5 separate regions of the Homo sapiens genome follow, and all the other regions are linked to region 4. Evidence: chromatin loops called from intact Hi-C (ENCODE). Cell type or tissue: Calu3. All regions are shown on one strand. Region 1 overlaps NR2F2-AS1 (NR2F2 antisense RNA 1). Region 2 has its middle 110 kb from the start of SPATA8. Region 3 has its middle 400 kb from the start of NR2F2-AS1. Region 4 holds the start of LOC105370997 (a long non-coding RNA gene). Region 5 overlaps NR2F2-AS1 (NR2F2 antisense RNA 1).

Region 1 (5,000 bases), 93 kb before region 4:
GTCACACAGAAAAATGAGATGCTGGGGCTCAGCATCAAGTTCTTAAGTCCCTGGGTCAGTGCTTTAAGGTACCCAAAGTTGCAAAGCAGAAATTATTCTTAAAATGGCGGGTAATCTCTTTTAGGATTTAATGATAAGTGAATGAATTGGGAAAGGATCCCATTGAAAAGATGACCATCATTTACACTTGAGAGCCTGTTATTCTCCAAAGCTACCTACTAGGACTGAAATTCGCATGTGCATGTCAATTAAAATTAAGTTTCCATTCCAACCATTTAAGGTGAATTAACTTTCATCATTTAAAAATGCAGATATGAAATGTTTTTCAACATAGAGACTTGGGCACCATCCTGGATGGTAATCTGGTCTTATGAATCCACTGGGCATTATATTTTTGTTTCTGAAGAAAATATCCTTGTTTTCCTCGTGAATGCATTACATAGGATTTTTAGAGATCATTTTGTGAAGAAGGGAGTGAAATATTGGCAAATGATATTAAATAACGCTGTGATTGTGACTGAACAGATTAAGACTTTGTCTATACGACACCAAACATCTGGATGAAAATGGAAAAAAGAAAAGTAAAAATCCTTGATGTTCTGTTTACTTGATACCATACATCTGGATCTTTAATAACATCTGGATTTTTGACTCTTTTCTCCTCCTAGGTTTCATCTGGGTGTTTGGCATCATGTTCAGAAATGTGAAAAATAAAATTCAGCACCGTTATTACTGAATTAGATAAAATGATTGTATTTAATTAATCCGTAAATATTAACTAATTATTCTGTTTACCATAACATGTAATGAATATAATTCTCCACCAGGCAAATAAAGAAAGAAAGATGTAATTAGGTGATTTAAGCATAAAACTTGGCTGAAAGCATATTTAAATCTTGGTCATAGTTTACTGGCATTAATTTCCTTGGGCAAAAATCTTTGTAGGTCCTCAGACAACCATTTTCTCTTCTGAGGAATAGATTTCCCTCGTTCTTCTGAGGGTCTGTTCATTTACAATGTGTTTTGACAGTAGTAAAATTTAGTAAACATTCAGTAACATATGAGATACATCTAGTAATAGATGTTTTCTTTGCCAAGTGAATTATCTGGGGCTGATAAAAATCAGTGTAAAACCCACTCTCAGAGCAGCCTTCTGACATGCCTGAGGCTGAACCCCGAAGAGGAATCTACTGAAACTGGACTTGAAAGCCTTTGTCACAATGAAAAGCACCTTCTGTGACTGACATTCTTTTGTGATCTCCTCCAAAAAAGTTATCATAATTATTGAACATTTCCTCTGTAGCTTATTCTCAATCCAATCAGTTATAATGAAAATAGTCTGCTTGCTTTTTATATTCTTAAGTTTTCAAAATGATTAGTGCTTCCTTGAGATATCCCATTAATTGGACACACAACCCAGATGAAAAGGCTGAAACCCAAGAGTATATAAAAAAACATAAGGTTGTTGCAATTTAAGTGCCTTCAAAAGATCTAATTTGATTTCTAAAAGCAATTTTGCAGATGTGAAAATTAAAGGCACGCAGAAACAAGATATGATTTAATGAACGTGTAGGTTAAGAAACATTTAGAGGTTTCAGTAGCTTTACTCTGACGTTTTTGTTTGTTTGTTTAGCTGTTATGTTGGAAAGATTGAGTCCACAACACAATAAAAATTACTGAATTTTATGGGTCGCTATTTCCTTGATCAAATTGTCCCATTCTTCCCAACATGTTTCTGAAGCAACTTTGTATTTCTGTCTGCAGATTTTCAGGTCCAGGACCCGTCAATCAAATTTCAGATTCTAATAAAGTCCAAGGGTCTCTCCACTTAGGTTTGTCTTAGCTGTTTCATCAATGAGCCCCTCCCCCTTTCCCAGCAAATTGCACACTTATTCCCACTTAAAAAAAAAAAAGAGAGAGAGAGAGAGACAGAAAAATAACCCTTCCCACTGGTTCTAATGACATCTTCAGTCATTAATGAGTTAATAAAAATCTCGAAGTCATCTGGGCTAGATAAGAAAGAAGAAAGAAATGTATTGTACTGTAATGACAGGCTCTCGAGCTGCCCTCTGAGATGTCATGGGTCAGTCATGTTAAGAATGTGTGCGTCCAATCATCTGCTGATTTTTATCAGCAAGCTCTCCAGCAGGAGCTGACAAGGGCCAGTTTGGGAGTCACAATGAATAAACAATGACTTTTTGGATTGTTGGGGGCTGTGTAATAGAGTGAGGGGTTTATATATACTAAAACATGATGACATTAGCAATCAATATACCAATTACTGGACAAGTTATTGGAGGAGGCATTCACGTGTCTTCAGCCTGCTTGCACTTTGAAGGGGCCTCTAGCAGGGAGAGTCCGTGTGCCCAGAGGCCGGCAAAGGTTCAAGACGTCAGGCCCAGATCTAAAAGGCAAGCCCCTCTTCTCAGGCTGAAGTAGTCCAGAGCTGGATGATTTGAATCCCCTGGGGAGTTTATTAAAAATACAGATTCCTGACTTTCCTTCTTAGAGAGTCCATCTCAGGAGTCTGGGGCTAAGGGTGAGACTTAGTGTTTTTAACAAAGTTTCCAGGTAATCCTGATCGGGAGCATTAGGGAACTGCTGTACAGTTGTAATTCCCAAAGTGCTGTCCCCCAGCCAGAGCAGCTGCATCCCTATCACCTGGGAGCCTGTTGCAAATGCACATTCTTGGGCCCCTCCCTAAACCCACTGAAACTGAAACTCACTAGGGGTGGGGCCTAGAGATCTGTGTTTTAACACAGCCCTCAGGTGATTCTGATGCACTGTACAGTTTGAGAACCAAGGCTGTAGTACAAAGATCCTTGCCAAGGTGTTGCAACACAGCTCTGTCACCTGTAGCCTCTGAGGCTCCTCATGGGTAATTTGTTACTTGTACTAGTTAGAGTGCTGGAGTTTGCAAATGATTTACTTAAAAAAATTAAATTAGAGTAGATCCAAGATTATCTTCACAGTCATGCCACTCTCATTCACTTGCATACTGCTAGGCTTTCTTGAATGATCTTGATGTATGAGTGACTTTGGTTATAGAATAGGAAGAATAAACATAGCTTTTGTCTATTATTTGAAGTGGAAAGAGAGAGTGGATTTGTACATAATCTTAAAAGAAAAGGAGTCCATAAGAAAAATCAATGTACGTGAAGCATTTATTTGATGTATGACAAATATTTATGTAGGTAACCAGTGCCACTTGTGAAACCCATGGGCAATTGGTGAGGTCTACTGTTTTCGTCTTTGGTAGCCACAGAACATGCAACGTGTCTTAATTAGAAGAAGAGAATATGCACGGCCCAAGGTCAGCATATCCTCAGAAGAGGAATGGCGAAGACCTTCTTGCAGTTGGGTTGAGACTTCCTTTATTCAGCCAAGGGTCCTCCTAAAGGGGCTTGCTCAGCTTTCAAAAGAGGTGGACTCGTTTGTCAGCCATGCAGTAGATTTAAATCAGTGTTCTCCAGAAGACGTTTGAAATAGTAATTTCATGTCTCAAAACATTGATTTAAAAAAATGTCCGGGGTCAAGTGAGAAACAGTAGATTAACCTGAGTTAAATATGATTGTTTGCAGCAGGGCCCCCAAAGCCTCCAGCACATTACTATGCACTGTGAATCCCCAGGACATTTGATCTTCAATAGATCTGATTACCCAAACCGTTTTATAAAGGATAAGCTTGTAGCATTGGTGTTCAAGGAATAGACTTTCAGGAGACACAGATTCCTATTTTCTAAGATGGCAACAACCTGTTGGTAGAAGCTAGTTCTTTTATATATTGTATAGTAAGGAACCTCTTCCTTTATTCTAATGTATCAAACCCTCTGTGTCTGGCGTCAGGATTCATTATGTGGTGGCTTGACGCCAGCAAAAAGGTTCATGTAACACTCACCAAAGAGTTAAATAAGTTGTCCAGTTGTTGATGGTTTGGTTAAATTATCCCTGAATTTTTGGCATATCTCCCAGAACAGGTACTCATAAAAAAAGAAAGAAACCTGGGTTTTGCTAAGTGAGATTACATTGTGTTTTCATATATGAGGGATAATTCCAGTGCAATACTTGCCTATACCCAGAAACTGGCTGCATAAGCAGACGGGCATTGGGCTGGGTCTGATGTTAGAAAGTACTTCTGCCCCCTCCATTGACAGTACTTCCCCCGTCTTTTCTAGCTCACGGGGCTCCAGATGGCCATAGCTGTGGTAGCCATCTTTGTCCCCGTACTGGCTATTTCTGAAGGTGAAAGGTTGGGGATATGTATTACAGAGGGCAGGTCAGGAAGGATTTAAGCACATTACTGGTTGTAAAATTTCTTTTCTTGAAGTTATGGCCAGAACTGTGCGTTCGTTAATGCCAAATGTTAATTCTTGCTGAGGACATGATGTCTTATAAATGTTGTAAAAGAATATCATTTTTCCTGTAGCAGGGCAGGTACTTTTAAGGCCATGTTAAGAAAAGGGCTAGTTTCCCCATAGCATCTGCAGGTCACCTGCTTGCTTATAAATCGTCTCTATGCTAACATCCCTTCCAACTGTTACACAATAGTTAGAAGAAATTGTCACATGGTAGAAAGAATAGAACTTAGCTGACATTTGAAAGACGTGTAAAGATTAAAAACAAGCAAACAAAAATTCCTCCAAAATAAAACAACCCCACCACCCTTGTTAATATTTGTCACCTTTTCTACATAGTTTTACAAGTCTCTGCTAGACTCAGAACTCATTAGGATGTGTCTCTCAACTAAAAATAATAGAGCAGGTTCAACTTTGGGAGGTCCTAAAGCCCTTTTTTCATCTCCTTTGTAAATATATCCCCATTGACACCACATGTGCTTCCAAGCTTTCCAGACATAAGGCGTTTGTATGATGGGATTCACTCTACACCCTCGTAGAAAAGAGCAGAAGTTCAACACAGTTAACGGAGATCTACCCACCACTGGTCTGGTTTGTTATGTAGTTGAATATTTCTCCCCTTTATATTCTTTGAAATGTTTTGAAT
Region 2 (5,000 bases), 720 kb before region 4:
ATCAGCGGACCCTTCTTACATTCATCCGATTTCCAAGCCTTGATGTGACATATGAAATAAGAAGAAAGTGACAACAAAAATCAATGTGTCTAAATAGTCTTGCTTCGAAATATACCTGTCACTGGCTTAACTCAGAAATTGGGTGGGATATTAGATCTGATATCTTTGTTGTTGTTGTTGTTGTTATCTTGGCTTCAGAATTTATTTTAGTACCTGAGGAGAAAAAAAGACAAAGCCTCTTCTTAATTGTGCACGGGAGAGAAGTCCACTTACTAAAAATAATTCACAATTTTAAACAAATAAAATTATCAATGACTGCCCATTCTTGCATTGGGCCTTTATTCTCTTCCATGTCAACATGCTTCTGATGAAAACGAGTTCTGCTACATCTTAGTGGAGTCATGAGGTTTGAGAATTATTCACTAAAAACAAATCTCTAGGAAGTTAACATATTTTAAGTTAAAAAGTATAATATATTAGAAATTATGCCTCTATGAATCTAACAGTTTTACAATTGGAATTTAGAGACAGGAGATAAGTATTAAACTAAATTTTGAGCATATTTTTCTTCTATTACATTCCCTATATAAATATGTATAAAAGCATACATTTCTATAAGCTGTCTTATCAATTATTTTCCTATTTTGCATAACACTTGTTGTCACTGAGACTTTAAATAGAAAATATATAATGCAAAGTTTAAGTAGTCCTCAGAAAGAAAATGCCTTGCTTCACAGTCTGAGGAAAGAATTTAGGTTTTCAATCTGTAGATTGTGAAATTTAAAAACTACTTAAACACTTTACTGAAGAAAAGACTCCCTTTTAATAAAAAAGTCACCACATCAAGAAAAATTAGCAATCTTAAACATGCGATCTTTTATGAGTCTCTTTTGAAAAATATACAACTTGCCAAAAAAAATTACAAAGATGATTGTCTATGTTTAAACAAAGCAGTAAAGGCCATTCAACCTCCCATTCACACATAAATGCATTTTCTTTTCAAAGGATATTTACCCTTTAAGGGGACATTTTTAACCTTGTGACACCATAAAATTCCATGCATGCAAAGTTATTTGTTTTTATTTTTCTGACATTCATTCTTGACCAGATATTTTCCATGGGCTTTCTCATGTTACTCAACTAGAGGCATAATTTTAATAGTTTATTTTAATACCTTGATTAATAGGAGCAATCTGTTTAAAAATAGTATTAGTGTTGGCATTTCGTAATGAATTGCAGAAGCTGAGCAGACATGCTCTTTTGTGCCTTTTTCAATTTCCTTTGAAAATGTGTTGAACTCCTCAGTATTTGTTCAAACCTACCAAGTTTTAACATGAACTAAGCATTAAATGGATTTGGAATCTGAGAAGGGTGTTCGCCTACAATGTAGCGATATGGGGAGAAAAGGTTTGGGTTGAGACCGGCGACTTTCAGAATTATAAGTGCTGGCAAGTAAGAACCACAGCCCGGCAATTTTGGAGGCCCCCAGCATAGCCACTGCTGCTAACCAACCAATTTTAAAAGACCAAAGACTAGGTTTTCTCCCAAAGTGACAGTAGTTGCAAATTTGCCATCTAACTCACAGTGGCACTAGCCCAATCGAGGCAATTTCCTGAGAACTTATGATAATATGTCCCTGTTACACAAGACCTAAAAGATTTTTAATGGCCTGTTCCTACAAAACTAAAATAAAAATGGCTGGCCTGTACAATAAAATATTTCACTGGAAATGAAACATAAACAAATGCACTAGTACTCCATTTTGAAAAGAACTTTGTAAACTTATTGTTTAAAATTATGAAATATGTTCAAATTTACAACAATAAAACTCTAGGAAAAACAGTGATGCAAATGTTTAACATGAGATTCATACAATTTGCTTTACCCTATCTTGTAAATAGCTAGACCGATAGCATCTAAATACCAAGGATGAAAAAGAAAAGGTATATGTGTGTTTTTTGTGGGGGTGGTGGGGGGCGATGTACATCCTAGAACAAGGACATCTCAGAGGCTTTGGAAATCTGAAAGAATGCATTCACTCTTCAACAATCCAATGACAATTAATATTTGTGAAATATAGTCTTGAAAGCAATTTTGTTCATTGTTTTTGTGAAACTGACAGAATAACTTATTCTAAGTCATGTTCTAAGTGGCACTTATAAAAAACACTGAGACGTGGCACTGTTTGTGACATATTGAGGGTCAATTGTGTGAAGAACCAAGGCAACAAACCCATCAAAAAGCAGTAAATGGAGGTCTTTGTCTTTAAGTTATGAAGAATGTGTATGTATTTGATCCTGCCAGCCAGCAGTCCTGCAGCTTTCTGGGCATAAGACAGATGGCAGTGCAACCAAGCTAGAATTCAGACCTTCCTTCTTTCCCTCTGGGTCTAACTCCTATTATCCACTTGTAAATTAACCTGTCAATTTATCAATCAACACCATCTTGATTCTCCCGTTCCACAGCCCAGCCTTGCAGTGAATTTGCCTCGTAAATAACTGGGAGCCCCGTGTTTGTTAGTATTGTGAATGAGTTTATTATCACTTTGATGGCTGCTATGAATCACAAATGCTGCTGAGAGGCTGATAAGAAAAAAGTACATGCACACATTAACAGGGTTGAAACTATTTTAGAGATAAAAGATGGAGTAACTGTGATAGCAAATCATTTAAATTGAAAAAAATGACTAAAAATTGTGTGTGTGTGTGTGTGTGTGTGTGTGTGTGTGTGTGTGTGTGTTGGACAACCCCCTACTTATAGTCAAAGAGAGAGAGAAATGAATCAACTTTCTTGTGTACTGTTCAAAAAAAGTATCTGCAAGACGACATTAGTAGGCAGTAATAGCTCTTGGGTCTTGCAGGATAACTGTTTTATTTAATAGTTTAGGTTCAAACTTCAGGAAACACCCCGCTCTGTTCTAACAGACCAGTTGGCCAGGTTTACGTGTAGGTGTTGCATGGGAACTTGAAAAAGAAGGGAAAAAAATCCAAATTGTATACTTTATTAGAATAATATACGAAAGTATAGCAATATCTATTAAGTTAAATGAGGCAGTTTGATAAGCTTAACACATTAATAAACAATTAACATTAAAGTGCTAATTAAATTCTTTCCCCTGTGTCAGTGAAATAGTTATGTATTTGACATGTAAAATTAAATTTAAGTGATTTTTAAGTTAGAAATTCTTCAACAAATGCTGCACATATGAAAAATTTACCTTTAATTACAAAATTATATGTTGTCTTCAGTTTCCAATGTCAGATTTTTCTCAGCATGATTATTCTTTTACATTTTAAAATATCATATGAATACAAATCAGCGTTTTTAAAGAATACATAGCATTACATTCTGAGGATTAGGACCCATGCTATTAACTCAGAATTACTTTGAAGGATTACTTTAAATATACTATATTTAGGACTACTTTAAAACTATATGTTTAATCAGGTACGTATTTTTCATTTAAAGCAACGTTCACAGTTTGTAGTGAGTAAATATAAAAATAAGACTTAACTTTTCAGGTTCTGGCACATATGTTTTTCTTTAAAAATTGCATTCTATATTCCATTAACTGGGTATTTCATTTTTAATCACAATTGAGATATTTCTTTCAATATTTTCAACTTAATGTACGTAAGTCTTTTGTTGGAAAAGTGTCTGTAAATGAATCCTAAATACAAGCAATCACATTATTTATTAAAGAAAATAGAAAGTTACATGTAATATACTTATGATGTCTTTTCAATATGCAAAATATATATCATTTGTAGGTGATTTTAAAACAAAAAAAAATTCCTGATAGTGTTATTTAAGCAGATCATCATGAAAAATATTGCAAGGCATGACATACGGTTAAAGTTCTCAAACTTGTAAGTCAGAAATAAACTATTAGTTGTCACATGGGAAATACTTTGGCACAATTAAGACACTGCATTAAAAGGGAATATTCCCTGAACATTATTATACCCAATATGTCAACAGTAGAAATGTGATAAAAAATGAAACTATTTGTTAGAATGCAATTTAGAAAACCTGATAGGTTGTCCATTTTATTCAGTTTATAATTAAGATAGTGTTTAAATCTGAAATGAATTCTATATATGCATGTTCAATAGACTATAGCACAACAATAAGAATGGAATCACATCTCATTTTATCGTAAATTGTGTAATAAGCGATAAGGTAAAAACTAGGGCTAAAATCCTTCCAGCAAAAATGAAACAGAGCGACCTCAATTGCCCTAATTCATTCTGCTTTTTTCCTTTTTTTTTTTTTTTTTAAGTCTCTTCATTTTCCCTCTGTTCACGTTATTAGCTTACACATGAGTGCGTTATTAGAAAATAACAAAGCCAAACAGGGGGACTTCGAAGGAGCGGGAGATAGGTTCCTTCTACAGCTGAAAGGTATTCTCATTTCATTTGTTAGGAGTTGCAAAAATAGTTTTATAGCCAGGGAGGGACAATGACCTTTCTCTTTCAACAAGCTTGGTGGTTGGTCTTTTGATGGAAAAACTAGGGGATACAACATCTGGTAATTTGTGTTACTGAGCTTAGCTGAGGTCTTAACGATGTAAGCAGATTATTCTTGAAGAAGAACAAAAAAAATTCCGGAAGACTCAATGGACTATTTAAAGTTATTAAGCAGTGCATTCTAGCACTTCAGATCTCTTTTCTGATTCATTTTCCCTTTAATGCTATGCCTTCGAAGCAATTTTTTTTTTTAGGTCTCCCTCCTTCCAATTCCAGTTGACTTTTTTGGTGGTCCACAGCTGTTTTGTCATTCATACCGGCCTCCTTTTTTCCATCACAGCAGAAATGATTACTTTGCTGATTAAATTTTCTCCTTCAGAACTTTAGGAAGCTCTCCTTCACCCCCGGGAGTCATTGCGAGACCAGAAGGGTCAAGCAACACCAAATAGCAACAGCCAAGCCTCCGCAATTTTAAAGAAAGAAAAAAAAATGTGAACAGGAGCAATGCGTGAAGAAAATGACCCACCCTGT
Region 3 (5,000 bases), 250 kb after region 4:
AAGGTTTGAGGACCACCTGGTTATCTCTTAGTTCCCAGAATAAAGTCACCAGGGCCCAGGAAATATCCAGGAGATAATAAATCAGTGAGTTCCCGCAATGAAGGAAAGGGGAAAAATAACCAAAAAGGAAATCGAAAAGATTTAAATTTCAACTTTAGGTTTTGAAAGGATTATTAATATAAACAGCCTTAGGAAAAAGGACGTTTTGGTCAACATCCCATACAATTAAATGTAATACAACTTTTTTTTTTTTTTTTTTTTGAGAACGAGTCTTGCTCTGTCACCCAGGCTGGAGTGCAGTGGCACGATCTCGGCTCACTGCAACCTCCGCCTCCCAGGTTCAAGCTATTCTCCTGCCTCAGCCTTCCGAGTAGCTGGGATTACAGACACACACCACCATGCCCAGCTAATTTTTGTATTTTTTGTAGTGACAGGATTTCACCATGTTGGCCAGGCTGGTCTTGAACTCCTGAACTTGTGATCCGCCAGCCTCAGCCTCCCAAAGTGCTGAGATTACAGGTGTGAGCCACAGCGCCCGGCCTGCAATACAAGTTTAAAACAATGATACACATGCAAAAAGTCACCTTAAATGCTCGTCCTCGATTCTCAGGATGGCATTCATCTTCTTGGGACTGGGAAAGGCCTTTACATAGTTTTTATTCTTCTTCTTCAGTTTGCTTCTAACCCTAGTAATCAATAGCAGAAACAGAAAAGCTGAGGAAAGCCAAGATGCTTCCATTTCTGAGCATCCCTCCTCGTCTGTTCCCTGTGGCTGGGCTTAGAATCCAGTCCTGCCCCCAGAGAGCTGGGTGTTGCCCCACCATTCCCAGCTCCAATACCTGCTCCTTGCTTGGAGCAGTGTGAACTGTCAGTAGCTCGTGGGCTACAAAGATGCTGTGGGACTTTGAACTCTTTTTATCGTGAGCTCAGTGGACCTTTCCAAGCCCCTCATGAGCCTAACAGGTGAACTGTCAACAGCAAGGCTGGGGAGAGGTCTGGAGTGTTAGGGAAGGTGAGTTCTGGGTGCAGTATTTCCTGTGTTTCTATAGGAACTAGTGGACAGAGATCATTTTGTGTGTTTGTGTTTGTGTTTGTGTGTGTGTGTGTTATAGATTTTAACCATCTTAAAATGAAATGACTAGTCAGGTCCGGAGGTGAAATTGTGAAACTGCAGTTAGATTCCCAGGCTTTCACAGCTGCTGAGCAACTGTTCCCCAACCTCGGTTGTGAGGTGTGTCTTACGTCATTTGTTACTAATAAAACAAAGTGCTACAGTTTGTGGGCAACTTACTGATTTTATAAATTAGATTACCTTTTCCTAGAACAACAACATTCACACCGACTTGCTTTCTGATATGCTTTTTTAAAAGTGCTTTATCTCATATCGATAAGCAGGTATATCGCCTACGCAAACTGACTTTGATAATTATAGATGAATATTTAGCCATTGACGTCACCTTCATTATTAGCCTTTTTTTTCCCTGAGACTTTCCTTATTGTAAATATCTGCATCCTGTGATATTTCTGCAACAGCGGCTTTAGTACATGGCTTCATGGAGACAAGTAAATGGGTCGTGAAGTCTCCCAGGTGGGACTGTGACTTATTTTCTCATTAACCAAAAAACCTAACACAGGCTCTGCTATGTAAAAGGTACTCAATATATTTTTTAAAAAATAATTTTTTATTTCTTTAAACCCCAGCAGATATATTTCTTTCCTTTCTTTCTTTTTTTTTTTTTTTTTTTGATGGAGTCTTGCTCTGTGGCCCAGGCTGGAATGCAGTGGCACGATCTTGGCTCACTGCAACATTTGCCTCCCAGGTTCAAATGATTCTCCTGCCTCAGCCTCCTGAGTAACTGGGATTACATGCGCGCCACCACGCCCGGCTAATTTTTGTATTTTTAGTAGAGACGGAATTTCACCATGTTGGTCAGGCTGGTCTTAAACTCCTGACCTCGTGATCCACCTCCCAAAGTTCTGGGATTACAGGCATGAGCCACCGTGCCCGGCCCCAGCAGATATATTTCAATTCGCATAACAAATGTGCTCATAAGTTGTAAGTAAACTAAGATTTTTTTTCCCTTAACTGGATAAAATTTGAGGGGGGTGACTGTTTTTTTTTAAAAGGTGTGGTGGTTTGGAGTTGGGTTTCTCTTGCAGTCCAATACACTGCTCTCAAATTTATCTACTTTGTAAATCCGTGCCTTTATATAAAATATTATTCTTGATAACATTTGCCTTTCTAGAACTAGTGGTAGTAAATGAGGTAACTTTGTCTTTTTTCATTTTATTGAACTCATACTATTTAAGATATTTGTTCAAGTTAGTAGGCTGAGGGACAGAGCTCAGAAAGGTAGTTCTAAGTGTAAAGTTCCATGTCTGAGCCTCAGTGTCCTTGTCTGCCCTCAGCTGTTCTGATGACTTTTAAATGAGGGAGTAGTTATGAAAGTACTCAGAGCTGTACAAATATAAGCATGTTGTCGTGAGTGAGGTGCTCAGGCAGAAAGGCTGCATGCACAGGTATGTAGGGGACTCTTGTGCCCAAATTGCAGAATTACAGGAAGTGGCCAGGGAAGGGATATCACCATGAACCTCTGCTGCAGCCTGGAGTAACAGACCATCAAGTTGGGGGAACACTCGAGAGAGAGGCATGTCTGTGGAGGACTGACCGCTCGGGGAACCATTCCTGCCCCGTGTTTGTGATCTTAACAGCCTGCTGCTCGTATCATTGGTCGCATCTGAAATTTAAAGTTTTATTTAAAATTCAAGCTAAAAAAATTTCCCAAGCCCTGCCCAGAGTGTCCAGGTCGCATTCCCTGCTTGAGCCCTTGTGTGCTGTCTCAGTCCACATGGAAAAAGCTCTGACTGAAGCCACCGCCCTGGGTTGGAGCTCCAGTCTCGTAATTCCCCTAACTTGACTTTGCTTCTCCATCTGCAAAATGAGAGTTGGGAGTTCGATGAATTCTAAGAGCTCATTGATTCATATTAACATTAGCCCAAATAAAACACAATCAAAGACACATTGGCAGACAAATACGAAGATTACCTTCATCCCAAAGTTAAATAAAAATGACTTTATTTTCTATTTGGCATTCATTATACACGTTGTAATTTTCTTCTTGCGACTGGAAAAATCCAGAGTAAATAGCTAGCACACAGAAGGATGTCCTCCGGCTTTTACTCCCTCACTCTTTCCCACTAAGTCTCTGTCATTTGCACGCGTCTTCCCCAATATTTGCATTTTTAATCTGTGACATCTCTTTTACCTGAATTTAAAGGAAGATGGTGTTTTCTCACCAGATTTGTAAAGTAAAACAAAATAGGAATATAAAAAGTTAAACGGGAAATTGTCATCGTTTCATTGCCTTGGCTGTGACAGGGTTACAGAGTGTGCTATTTCAATGCAAGGTCACTACTGTACTCCAATTCAAGCTTGTGTTTCCCAGAAAGTGGAATGATGCCTAGAGAAAGTGAACCACTTCTTTCTGTTGCAATGCTTTCCAGCACCAGTGAGGTTGTGCCTTCACTTTCTCCTCCCCAGGAATGTCCTGGGGAGGAGAAAGGACAGTTGTTTGACCTCTGCAGCAAAGCCTTATCTTGGGTGGAAGAGGAGGCTGATCCTAAAAAGCAGTCAATGTTCTCTTTCACATGTCTGACTCCTCAAATGAGTCCTGATGGTGAGAGAGAGAGAGAGAGCATTGAAACCTGTTTTAAATGTATAACAGACCAGCAAGAAATATTCTAACCATTTCATTTTCCAAAATGTGAATTGGAACCACAGACTGGAAAATCAAAACTATATTGAATGGAACCCCCCCCTCCCCACCCATGCCCAACAAGACATTGGCAGCATTAGCCCTGGTATTTATTGCTCATTTTAACTACAGTGCCTAGCAAGCACTTCCCCAGCCTGTATCGCAAAAAATATGTATGTATATAATTTATATACTTAATATTTTGCCCTAGCTTTCCTTGCCTATTTTACAGTGTTGGAGACTGTTTGTGTGTTTGCTATGTATCAGTTGACACCTCTGTAAAATCTTTATATTGAATGCCTTTGGCAACTATGTGCCAAATAATAGCGTTGCCATTTGTAATTTTTGTAGTTCCAGTTTTCCTATAAGCTTGGCTCTGTGTGTTACAAGTAGGAAAGGTTTAAAAAGCCTTATTGATGCTTCTTTCTAATGACCTTCCTCAGTGGTGTGAGTCAAAATCACTATTCCCTGACTTTCCTGTTCTTTTCTTCCATTAAAGACTCTAACTAGTTAAAGAAACGTGTCCTGTTTTGAAGATGCATTGCCCATAACACAATTCTGCTCCAGGAGTCTCTCTTATTCTTATTCAACTTATTCTTAAGTTTGGGGCTTTTAGACATGCTTGTTGCTCTCCATAGTGTCCAAGAGCATTATTTATTTTTATTTAAGACCTTTCCTGCTTTCCTGAAGACTATTTGAGGTTGTTTACAACAAAGATAATTAAATGATGAAGTAGATGAAATCACATAGAAAAGAAATCCAAAACTGTGTTAGACATGGATACAAACTTTATTCTTAAAGTGTAGGTTGATATATTTCTGTGAGTTAAGTAGAATGCAAACTCAATGAAAGCAGGAACTTTGTTCACTGATGAATCTCTATTGTCAAGTTTAGTGTCTAGACATCAGTATGTGCTCATGTATAATTGTTATTTATCGAACCAATATTAAATTCCATTTGGATTTTCCCAGAAGCTAATACATGAAGGGAAATGTGACAGGATATATAAAGTTATTGTAGAATATTGTACACTTAGAGCTCTTCTGGTAGTTAAAAAGACTTCATCTTACAGATGAGAAAACTGAGACCAAGTGAAAAGACTTGCCAAAGAAAAGTTCTAAAACTCAGACCTTCAGATTCCAAGGCCAGGGAGCTTTCTACTGTATTAATGTTGCAGTAGATAACCATGTTCACTCTATGCATAATAATCTATTGATATGGGCACAGAGTATGTTTGTGTGTGTA
Region 4 (5,000 bases):
TGGTAAGCACGATATAAAATCACAAAATGGTACTAACAGAGACCTGTGTGATTATTTATGTCAACATTTTCATTTTCCACATGAGGAAACCAAGGCACAGATAAGAGAAACTTCATGCTTCCAGTCCAGTGCTGTTTGTATTATGCCAGATTCATCTTCGACTCTAAGCAGGATCGGATGTGGGGTGTGTTGTTGAAAGTGGCAGGAGAGCCAGATGGAGGCAAGCCCCACCTTCATGCCTACAATGTAGAGTTTTGGCATTATTTCCAAATAAATATATATAATAACTGGAATACTACTCTCTGTTATATTGAACACTCTCAGAAAACATTATAAATATCAAATGTTAAAGCCTAATTTATTAAAAAGTCCTGTTAGGGGATGTCTTTATTATTTCACATATTGGAATCTCAAATTGTGGCATTGGTCTCAGCCTTTCTGTAACTCACAAAAGCTCTACTGATGAGAAAGTGATACCATAGTATTTACATGGGTGCTTAAACATTTAGACATCCATGTGAACAGACGATTCCAGGAAGAATTGCTGGTAGGACACAGAGCAACATCAAGGCAGGCCTTGACTCATCCTAGATGATAAGTTAAAAAAAAAAAGGTCAACATGGACGTGAAGAAAGAACAATAAAAGGGAAGAAATGCTAGATAGTGAAAAGGGAGAAAAGAAGAAAAGAAAGGAGGTAGTGTACCCTGGCAGTTCCCAGGAAGTTAAGGTGGCAGGGGAAATGCAAAGCTCTCTGATGGGGATGAGGCTCCTAGTCTTTTGACAAAAATAGAAATGGGGGCTTTCACCGTTAACCCCCACATCACTTAATAAAGCCTGTTCAATAGTCTCATGTGTTTTTTGAAGCATAAAGGATTTGAGTTGACTCTTACTATTTTCTAGCTTGACTCAAAGATGGTTTACAGCACAGGAAGTTCCAAGGTTTCACATAAACAATGTCATGAGAGTTATTAATTTTTGGAGTTAAGATTATTGCCTCCTAACTGACTTTCTGAACTTTTTGGATTTAGAAACTACTGCTTTGAAGGCAAATATTTGCTTTCCATATTAAAAAAACCACTTTTTAGAGTATGTAAAATGACACACTAACATGAACTAAATTCATAATGAAGCCAAATTCTTTTTAAAAATATTAAATCTATAAAATTAGAAAACCATTTCACCCTTTTGTGTAAAATACCTATGCTAATGCCTTGCTCACTCGTTTTTTAAAAAATCAATTTTAAGGAGAATAAAGAATTCTGCTGCAAAAACAAGTTGAAAGTCTAAAACTCGTTTATTGCGGTAGAGGCTCCAAGATCACACACGTCCATTAGAGGTATTCAGTGCAGGGTCACTGGAGGGTCGGCAAGAGACAGCCAATTAGATGTCTGTTTTTCCTTTCAAAGTCCTGTCTGTTTCCTTCACTCTCTTCAAAACACCCTAAGTAGACATATATATCATGAAGTCAAAGCGAAAAAAAAGAAAAAAGAAAAGAAAAAAGAAAGACAAAAAGAAAGCCTTAGAACAGTGGGAGTTTTATTATCCAATAGTCATATGCATTTTAAATACCCATCATTATCAAGAGGAAAAACGAAGCCTGGTGTCTGGTAAGAAGATGTGCTACAAAGTAGAATACTATTCAATTTTGTCTAAACTCAGGCAGGAAAAGGCTACTGAATGCAATCCTTGGTTTCCCACCGTGGAAGATAGATGACTTCAAAGTTGTAGCAAAAGTATTTGTTTAGAGTAGGGAGGATCAAGACTTTCTGGTATTTACAGTGAAAAAACAACAACAACCCAGCCTATCTTTTAGAAAAGGAATGCATGGTTAAATTGGCTCAGCTTGTCCTTAGCAACCTGAACTCGGAGGCCACATTTTTTCCTCTCTAAGAAGCAAGTGGGAACTTGAAAAGTATGTAGCATGTCGTGAAAAGGGAGCAGTGAACTTTGCCCAGGTCTGCAGCCAGCACTGAAATCTGAACCTTCTGTAGTCCCTGGACTGGTGTCCCACCTCGCTACCCCCAACCTTCCTTTTTAATCCCTCTGCATAGAGCGCCTTAGCAAACTACCTTGGCCTGGAAGCAGAGCAGTTGTGACTTCTGAGGGAAAACCTGTTCTCTAAGTATTTCTGATGCCATTAAGAAGGAAATGCTAATGACAACAAAAAACCCCACTAAACCCCAGCTTTATAATTATGATTATGATATTCAACCTTATTTTTTATAATATGTATGGAGAAAATATAGAAAGATTTTGTTCTGTTGCATTAATTTTCAAGATAGCTTGAGAAGTTTTGGAGGTTCCCTATGTAGAGATTGTCACTGCTTGGAAAGATTTTTCTTACCTTGTTGGCGGGGAATATCATCAAAAGCCCTGCATTTAGGCGGCTTGCAGTATGAATCGTTTCACAACAGTAAGTTACTTGGTAACTTGAGCTGCACTCGTTCCTGAAATTCTTTCACCTAATTGAAGATTAACTTGATTCCCCGGATTGTTGATGGTGGTTGACAGTGTGGGGCTGGGGTGGGTGGAAATAGATTATTCAACTCACAAAGAAGTAGGTGTACCCTAAGTGACTGTTCCATTACTGATCATGATTGTTTGCCTTCCTAAGTATTCATCAAACTCGGTGCTGCAGGATCGTGTGGGGAGGGAGGAGAGTGTACCGCCAGTGTTCAGAAAGCAGGTGAACCTCAGAGAAACTTCAATATTTTGTAAAGAGACTTATATGTAGTAATGGCTACTCCAGAATCCATTAACGCCCAAACAAGCCGACTCAAGGGTTCTGGCTTTCTCAAGTGGCTAATGTAAACAATATGAAAGTCAATAGTCGGGGACATTCCAAGATAGTATTAACACGATTGATTTATTGATGGTTGCACAATGGGAGGTTATCTTTTGTTAATTGACTCGGTAAATAAGCTCCCAGGCGTCAGGGCATAGGGGGAAAAGCAACCAGTGGAGGAAAAGGTGAGGCACCTGGATTATAATTTTTTTCAACTCCCAGCCTGTCTTGGTAAATTCCATACCACTTCCTCTGCCAACCTCAAACACAGTTTAGCAATTTTAATTCCGGCCAAAACTCTGCATCCATGTTTCATGAGGGGAAGACTCAAGGGTGGTATGTTCCTATCAAACAATCCAACTTTCTTTCTCTTTCTTTCTTTCTCTTTCTTTCTCTCTCTCTCTCTCTCTCTCTCTCTTTCCTTCCTTCCTTCCTTCCTTCCTTCCTTCCTTCCTTCCTTCCTTCCTTCCTTCCTTCTCTCTTTTAAAAACTTTTACTTCAGGAAGATTAAAGCAATAGTAGTTGAGAGAGAGACAGAGAGAGAGAGAATTCACCGACTTGGCTTATTTATTAATACAAATCTAGAAATGGTAGGGAAGATGCATGTATGATCTTTTTTTTTTCTTTTTCTTTTTTTTTTAGATGGAGTCTTGCTCTTGTTGCCCAGGCTGGAGTGCAATGGCACAATCTCTGCTCACTGCAACCTCTGCCTCCCAGGTTCAAGAGATTCTCCTGCCTCACCGCCCCCCAAGTACCTGGGATTACAGGCGCCTGCCACCACACCCAGCTAATTTTTGTATTTTTTGTAGAGACGAGGTTCGCCATGTTGGCCAGGCTGGTCTCGAACTCCTGACCTCAGGCGACCCACCCACCTCGGCCTCCCAAAGTGCTGGGATTGCAGGCATGAGCCACTGTGCCCGGCCTTCACGTGTGATCTTTTAACCTCCAAGAAATGATTGAACCATAGGGATAATACATTGTTTGCTGTTGGCAGTTATTTATGCAGCATTTCTCCATAAAGACTACCATAATTTGGTACTTCCTCCTCCTATGAGGAAGGGGGAAAGAAAAAAAAATGCTTTATAAATTTTGGTCGACTCCTAGTACAGCAGTCCCCCGTATCCGCAGTTTTGCTTTGCATGGTTTCAGCTACCCGTGGTCAATCACAGTCTAAAAATATTCAGTAGAAAATTCCAGAAATAAACAATTCCTAAGTTTTAAATTTCACACTGTTCTGAATAGATGAAATCTTCTGCCATCCTGCTCTGTCTCGCCTGGGCTGTGAATTGTCCCCATTGTCCAGCGGATCCATGCTGTATGCCCACCCCTGCCCGTAGTCACTTAGGAGCCATCTCTGTTGTCATATTGACTGTCACAATGTCACAGTGCTTGTGTTCAAGTAATTCTTATTTTACATAGTAATGGCCCCAAAGTGCAAGTATAGTGATGCTGGCAATTCGGAGATGCCAAAGGGAAGCCGCAAAGTGCTTCCTCTAAATGAAAAGGTGAAAGTTCTGGACTTAATAAGGAAAAGAAAAAGTATCCTGAGGTTGCTGAGATCTACAATAAGAATGAATATAGTATCCATGAAACTGCGAAGAGGGAAAGAGAAATGTGTGCATAGTATGTTTAGGGCTTGGTGCTGTCTTCGGTTTCAGGAATCCACTCAGGGTCTTCGAGGGTATCCCTCAAGCGCAAGGGGAGACTGCCGTATTATGTCTGCGGAAGTGGGACCTCCTAGATCAATTCCTAACACTTTGAACTTGGCAAGATAGATTTTTTTTTGGACTTTTACACTTTTATCAGCGATAGTTTAAAAATTTAAATTGCTCACTGTTTAACCCTTGCTATCTTCTAGAACAGTGGTCCCCAACCTTTTTGCACCGGGAACCAGTTTTGTGGAAGATGATTTTTCCATGGACAGGGTTGTGGGGATCATTTTGGGATGACACTATTCCACCTCAGATCATCAGGCATTAGATTCTCATAAGGAGCACCTAACCTAGATCCCTGGCGTGAGCAGCTTACAATGGGGGTCAGCTCCTATGAGAATCTACTGCCACTGCTGATCTGACAGGAAGCATGATCCGAAGTGATGCTCCCTCGCCCACTGCTCACCTCCTTCTGGGGCCTGGTTCCTAACAGGCCACAGATTGGTACGGTTCCGCAGGCTGGGGTTGGGGACCCCCGTTCTAGAACACTCAAAAAACATCA
Region 5 (5,000 bases), 61 kb before region 4:
GAGAACCGCTTGAACCCTGGAGGCGGAGGTTGCAGTGAGCCGAGATCACACCACTGCACTCCAGCCTGGGTGACAGAGCAAGACTCCGTCTCGGGAAAAAAGAAAAATACAAAAAGTAGCTGGGTGTGGTGGTAGGTGTTTGTAGTCCCAGCTACTCAAGAGGCTGAGGCAGGAGAATTGCTTGAACCCAGGAGGGAGAGGTTGCAGTGAGCCAAGACTGTGCCACTGCACTCCAGTTTGGACGACAGAGCAAGACTCCATCAAAAAAAAACAAAAAAAAAGAATGAAGAGCTTACTAAATACTAGAGAGCTAAAGACGGAAGTGGAAAGAAAGCAGGAGAAAATGACTTGGCTTGTGGCTTTTAGGCTTCCTTCTCAATCATTTCTATCCTTTCATTTCTGTTAATTTCAACAATGCTATCGACAGGAACATCTGCCAGATTCCTGTGATTCCTCCTCATTTTTTCCTGACATACTCCCTCGTCATCTTGTTTCAGACCATTCTGCATTTGGTATCTCAGAACTTGAAGAAAGTAAATCTTCTCTGGAAACAGAGTGACTTTCTACTGCAGAGGAAGCCACCACTCTTGGGTGTTCCCTGTGGTAAAATACGACTCTGATACAGCAAATGATGCCCTGGGGCTGAAGTAGCGAATCCTCTGTCCAAAGCACTCGGCCTTCCCCAAGATTAGTCATTTGGCTGTCTCTCTGCTGCTAGTAATTCAGAGATAATCATGTTACCAAGATGCCATTTAATCTGTATTTGGCGTATCTCAAGTTTTCATCTTCATTAATAGAGCCATCAGAGTTTCATCGGGCTTGACTGGTATTGGACACACCAGTGATTCACCCGGGGGGTGAGGTTTGCAGTTTGCATGGAGAAACTGTGCTTGCCAGATGGCAGCTGTTAATCTGCTTGCATCAGGGGTGCGAGGAGGCCTACGTTTGCCTGGCCCCTAGCCAGTGGGGCTCTCCCTCACCTCTGATTATACAATGACCTTGTGGCAGGCCCTGTTCTCCACTCCCAGCAGGCCTGAAGGCACTGGGGGGATTGGATGCCTGATGAAGGGAAGGAATACTTTTTCTGGCCTTCTTACAAGAAAGATTGCTAACCAAATCTTTGCTACCTATAGCCTAGGATATTGAAACATAAGCTCTCTATGGAAGTGTTGTAGGCCTTTCTCCTTAGTTCAGCTGAAATAGGGGTCTTGTCACACAACCACGAAATATTAGGCTTGCAGACACTTTGAAGGGTTAGAAAAACGGAATTTATTGGGCAAAAGGGAATAAAAGGGGAAGCAGATTCTCAGCATAGTGAGAGTCCTGCTAGTACAGGCTTCCCACCTCACAGGCTGAATCCCAGGTACCACCCAGGAAGAGAAGGAGCCAGGCTCCTCCCTCCTGCAAATGGCATGAGCTTCCCGAGACTCCACACTCCTCCCAGTGTGCAGGCCAGTCAGAGGTTCTCCAGGACCCCTTTATACGTGGCTGTCTCAGAGGGCAGTCTACGGTGGAAGGATGTGAACCTGGGAGTCAGAGAAACTTGGCTTTAAATCCAGACGCCAGCATTTAACTAGCGATGTGAAGTTAGGCAGATCACTTAACCTCTTTGAGCCCCAGATTCTTCCATTCACATGCTATGAACCTGATACCATCATCATGGTGGGTGCTTCATAGTCAACGCAGGGAAGTCAGATGGAGACTGATCCATGAGCCCCATGACCCAGCTGTCCTGCTCCTGGGAGTGGAACCCATCCCAGCATTGGGTGTGGTGGTGAGGATGGGGTGACTGAGGTGTTTTTCGCTGGGGAGATGGGTAGTGAGATGTCAGGGAGGCTCATCATACAATGCTATGCAGCAGTATGAAGCAGTGCAGATTAAATCTTAAAAACTGACTAAGAGGGAGGAAAACCACAAAAACATCTGTGGGCACCATTTATGTATAAACATACATATGTGTATATATGTAAACATGTATGTATATATATGCTTATACATAAACGTATGTGTATATAAGGTACATATACAGACAGAGCAAGGAAATTTGGGGTGTCTTATGAGAATGCATACAAACTCAAGGATGTCATCGAACACAATACTGCTATTGTTTATGGGTTGTGGGAGGAAAATGGAAGGGGAAAAGGAGATAAAAGTTAATGAACACATGAGTGAAGGGCTTGGCACAAACTTGTAACGATAGCGTGCTATGAGTTGAGGAGTATGACTTACTCAATGTTCTGTCCTGGGTCTAAAAGAAAAAGAAAAGTTCAACAAAAAAGTCAAGGGAAGGGGGAGAATATAATTCTCAGTAATGCTACGGGGGCTTCAGGGTCTGGGTGTGAGGACCGGCACCCATGTGGCTATGGAATAGCTCTCTCCCTTGGCTCTCTCTCTCTCTGTTGAGAGTGGGAAGAAATTTCAGGAGAAATATAAGGCATGGCCCAAGATACTCATTTGCTCTTATGTGAACTCTCGGTCTCTCAGTTTCTAGTTGCCTAAAGGCACTTCTCTAATTTTTCCCAATTCTCATTGCAGACCCAGTTTTGGTGACTTGGTCACTGCAGACCTTTCAGAATGTGTGGTGCTCATTCTTGTTAAACCAGTTGAGAATTTCCCCAATCCTTTGGCCCTGCGCACAAGTGTAGCTGCTCTTCCAATCAATGGGACCTTTGTATGCAGCAGGGCGGAAGGATATTATTATGTGACAAATGACCACAGGGAAACTCCCATTATTTTCCTTGTGTCTGAGAAATTATAAATGTGTAATAAGGAACACTTTGTAGTAACCCTTGTTAATTTATGATTTTAAATATGAATGTGAATTTATTGGAATGACACAATAAAGAGTCACCATGGGCACCGATTATAATTATCACCAAGTACAATGAAGCAGAGAAAGAAACTATCTCGCTCCTAAATGGCATCATCCATATAAGCCTTGCCTTGTTCAAAGCTACTCTGTAGTATTTTCTTTTAAATAAAATAAATAAGGCACAAATAAACAACATAACCTAAAGAGGAGATGGAATGGTCTATTTCTTTTTGTTTTTTGGAAGCTAAATTTTTGAGATAACATTAAAGATAAAAATCAGCAAGACACCTCTGGGCTACGAGAGGCTACTCTTATGTCACATGTCCATTTATCACCATCATCTTCTCTATGTTCTCTTCCCTTCCCCCCACTTTCTCCTCCTCCTACTTCTTGATTAGCCAGTCAGATGTCTTATTCTTCTGAAGGAAGTGATTTGTTCAGAGATGGGTACATGATACCAGGCTCTGCCAATACAAGGCTTGCCTGAGACATTGGTTGGAGATGTAAAGAAAGAAGTATGCTCACTTCTAGAAGAGCCACATATAAACCATTAACTGCAGTGAAGAAAGCCTGATGAAGGATGCCAATGGAGAAGGAAGCAGAGCAGCACAGAGCAGGAGCAATAGTTAGATGCGCATGATGACATTACTTGAGTACCTGGATCCAGCCACACCTGAAAACTGAACTCTCTAAACTCCTCACTTATTGGAACTAATATGTTTCTCCTTTTTGGTTTTAGTTGGTTTCAGTTGACTTTTTACTCATGGCAAACCAAAGATTTTTTTTTTTTTTTTTGAGACACAGTCTCATTTTATCACCCAAGCTGGAGTGCAGTGGCGCAATCTTGGCTCACTGCAACCTCCACCTCCCGGGCTCAAGCAATTCTCCTGTCTCCACCTCCCAGGCAGCTGGAATTGCAGGCATGCACTACCACGCCCAGTTATTATTATTATTATTATTATTATTATTATTATTATTTGTATTTTTAGTAGAGATGGGGTTTCATGATGTTGGCCAGGCTGGTCTCGAACTCCTGACCTCAGGTGATCCACCTGCCTCGGCCTCCCAAAGTGCTGGGATTACAGGTGTGAGCTGCTGCACCCAGCCAGCAAACCAAAGATTTCTGAGTAACACACCAAGTAAGAAAGGCAAACACTGCCACACTGGGAAGCACACACTCATTTATTAAACATTTAGCATGTCTTACTCTAGAACAGGAAGAGCATTTGTACAGATCATATGACTCATTTGAATCAATTTCAAACAAAGAGAACAAGTCTGTGCGTTAGTTCAAAGATGCCTGCCATATCTTTGGGTATCTAAATAAGTTCGCATGTGTGCTTTTACTTTAATAACCAAAAAGAAATGTGGCCATAGGTTGGGTTACCTGGATCATATATTCTAACTAGACAGTAATTCATAAATTCTGTGCCAGCAGTTTCATTTGTGACTACAGTTGCGTGAAGTCATGAAGAACTACTTTAATAGTCATAAGGTGATGAGCTGTATGACCTAAGGCAATTTACTTAACTTCTTTGTACTGTCAGTGTTTATCTGTCAAGTGGCAATAATAAGAGTATCTACTTCAACCAAACTTCCACCAATTCTTCTGAGTAATAAATAAGCAAATATATGTTAAGTGCTTAGAATGGTGGCTGGCACACTCACTCAGTAAATAATAGCTATTGTTATTCATTATCACCACCACCATCAACTTCATGTAGGAAGCTTCACAAGCAGTTTGAATAACTTGCAAATATGCAGAACTTTATTTACCACTTACAAAGTACTTTTGCCTGCATCATCCAATTTGAAACAGTAAATCTATGCTGCCACACAATATGCGTTTTACAGTTTGCCTTCTTGCAATTGAAAAGAGCAGTTTTTTTCAAATATTTACATAATATTTTGCAAGATGCACTGAATCTCGTATCACATATGAATGACTGAGGAACACTTTTTTTTTTTTCCTGCAGAAGAGTTAAACAAAAACATTTAAAATACAAATGTGGACTGGTTCTGGATATCTTTTACCAAGATTGGAAATTTAACTGCTTAATAAAACTTTGGTTATACCTGTTATATTTGTCAACAGACCTAATCATGGGAAATAAAATGTTACTTTGTTAAGAGTTACTTTATCTTTTCCTTAATATATCACTGATATCAAAAAGAAAAGGGTGAAGCA

The links. Hi-C counts contacts between places; a loop is a spot of excess contacts. Peaks named below come from ENCODE experiments on the same cell type or tissue, not always from the same donor. Only the 100,000 strongest peaks of a DNase experiment are listed, where the experiment ranks them.
Region 1: a loop joins it to region 4, with 5 times the contacts of the local background. A loop is called at or near these places in 6 of 110 quality-filtered maps.
Region 2: a loop joins it to region 4, with 4 times the contacts of the local background. A loop is called at or near these places in 2 of 110 quality-filtered maps.
Region 3: a loop joins it to region 4, with 1.9 times the contacts of the local background. A loop is called at or near these places in 2 of 110 quality-filtered maps.
Region 5: it touches region 4 in a loop (4-fold over the local background); 3 of 110 quality-filtered maps call a loop at or near these places.

The regions. Positions count from the first base shown.
Region 1 is chr15:96,262,258-96,267,257 of GRCh38, reverse strand. The region is part of intron 2 of NR2F2-AS1 (NR2F2 antisense RNA 1); the gene reads left to right. The region is part of intron 1 of LOC124903584 (a long non-coding RNA gene); the gene reads right to left. Among named protein-coding and RNA genes, the nearest start is that of NR2F2-AS1, 62 kb to the left of the region's middle. In Calu3, no CTCF peak of the experiment used is centred here; DNase peaks (open chromatin) are centred at 2,107, 2,407 and 2,757.
Region 2 is chr15:96,890,841-96,895,840 of GRCh38, reverse strand. No RefSeq gene overlaps it. Among named protein-coding and RNA genes, the nearest start is that of SPATA8, 110 kb to the right of the region's middle. In Calu3, a CTCF peak has its summit at 2,340; a DNase peak (open chromatin) is centred at 2,350.
Region 3 is chr15:95,920,177-95,925,176 of GRCh38, reverse strand. No RefSeq gene overlaps it. Among named protein-coding and RNA genes, the nearest start is that of NR2F2-AS1, 400 kb to the left of the region's middle. In Calu3, a CTCF peak has its summit at 2,610; a DNase peak (open chromatin) is centred at 2,546.
Region 4 is chr15:96,168,991-96,173,990 of GRCh38, reverse strand. All of the region lies in intron 3 of NR2F2-AS1 (NR2F2 antisense RNA 1), which reads left to right. All of the region lies in intron 1 of LOC112268156 (a long non-coding RNA gene), which reads right to left. It overlaps LOC105370997 (a long non-coding RNA gene), which reads right to left and starts at 2,408. Exons shown (of 3, transcript NR_188332.1): 1 at 2,346-2,408; 2 at 490-587; 3 at 1-239. In Calu3, no CTCF peak of the experiment used is centred here; DNase peaks (open chromatin) are centred at 1,980, 2,580 and 2,930.
Region 5 is chr15:96,230,121-96,235,120 of GRCh38, reverse strand. The region is part of intron 2 of NR2F2-AS1 (NR2F2 antisense RNA 1); the gene reads left to right. Among named protein-coding and RNA genes, the nearest start is that of NR2F2-AS1, 94 kb to the left of the region's middle. In Calu3, no CTCF peak of the experiment used is centred here; DNase peaks (open chromatin) are centred at 2,230, 2,620, 3,260 and 3,930.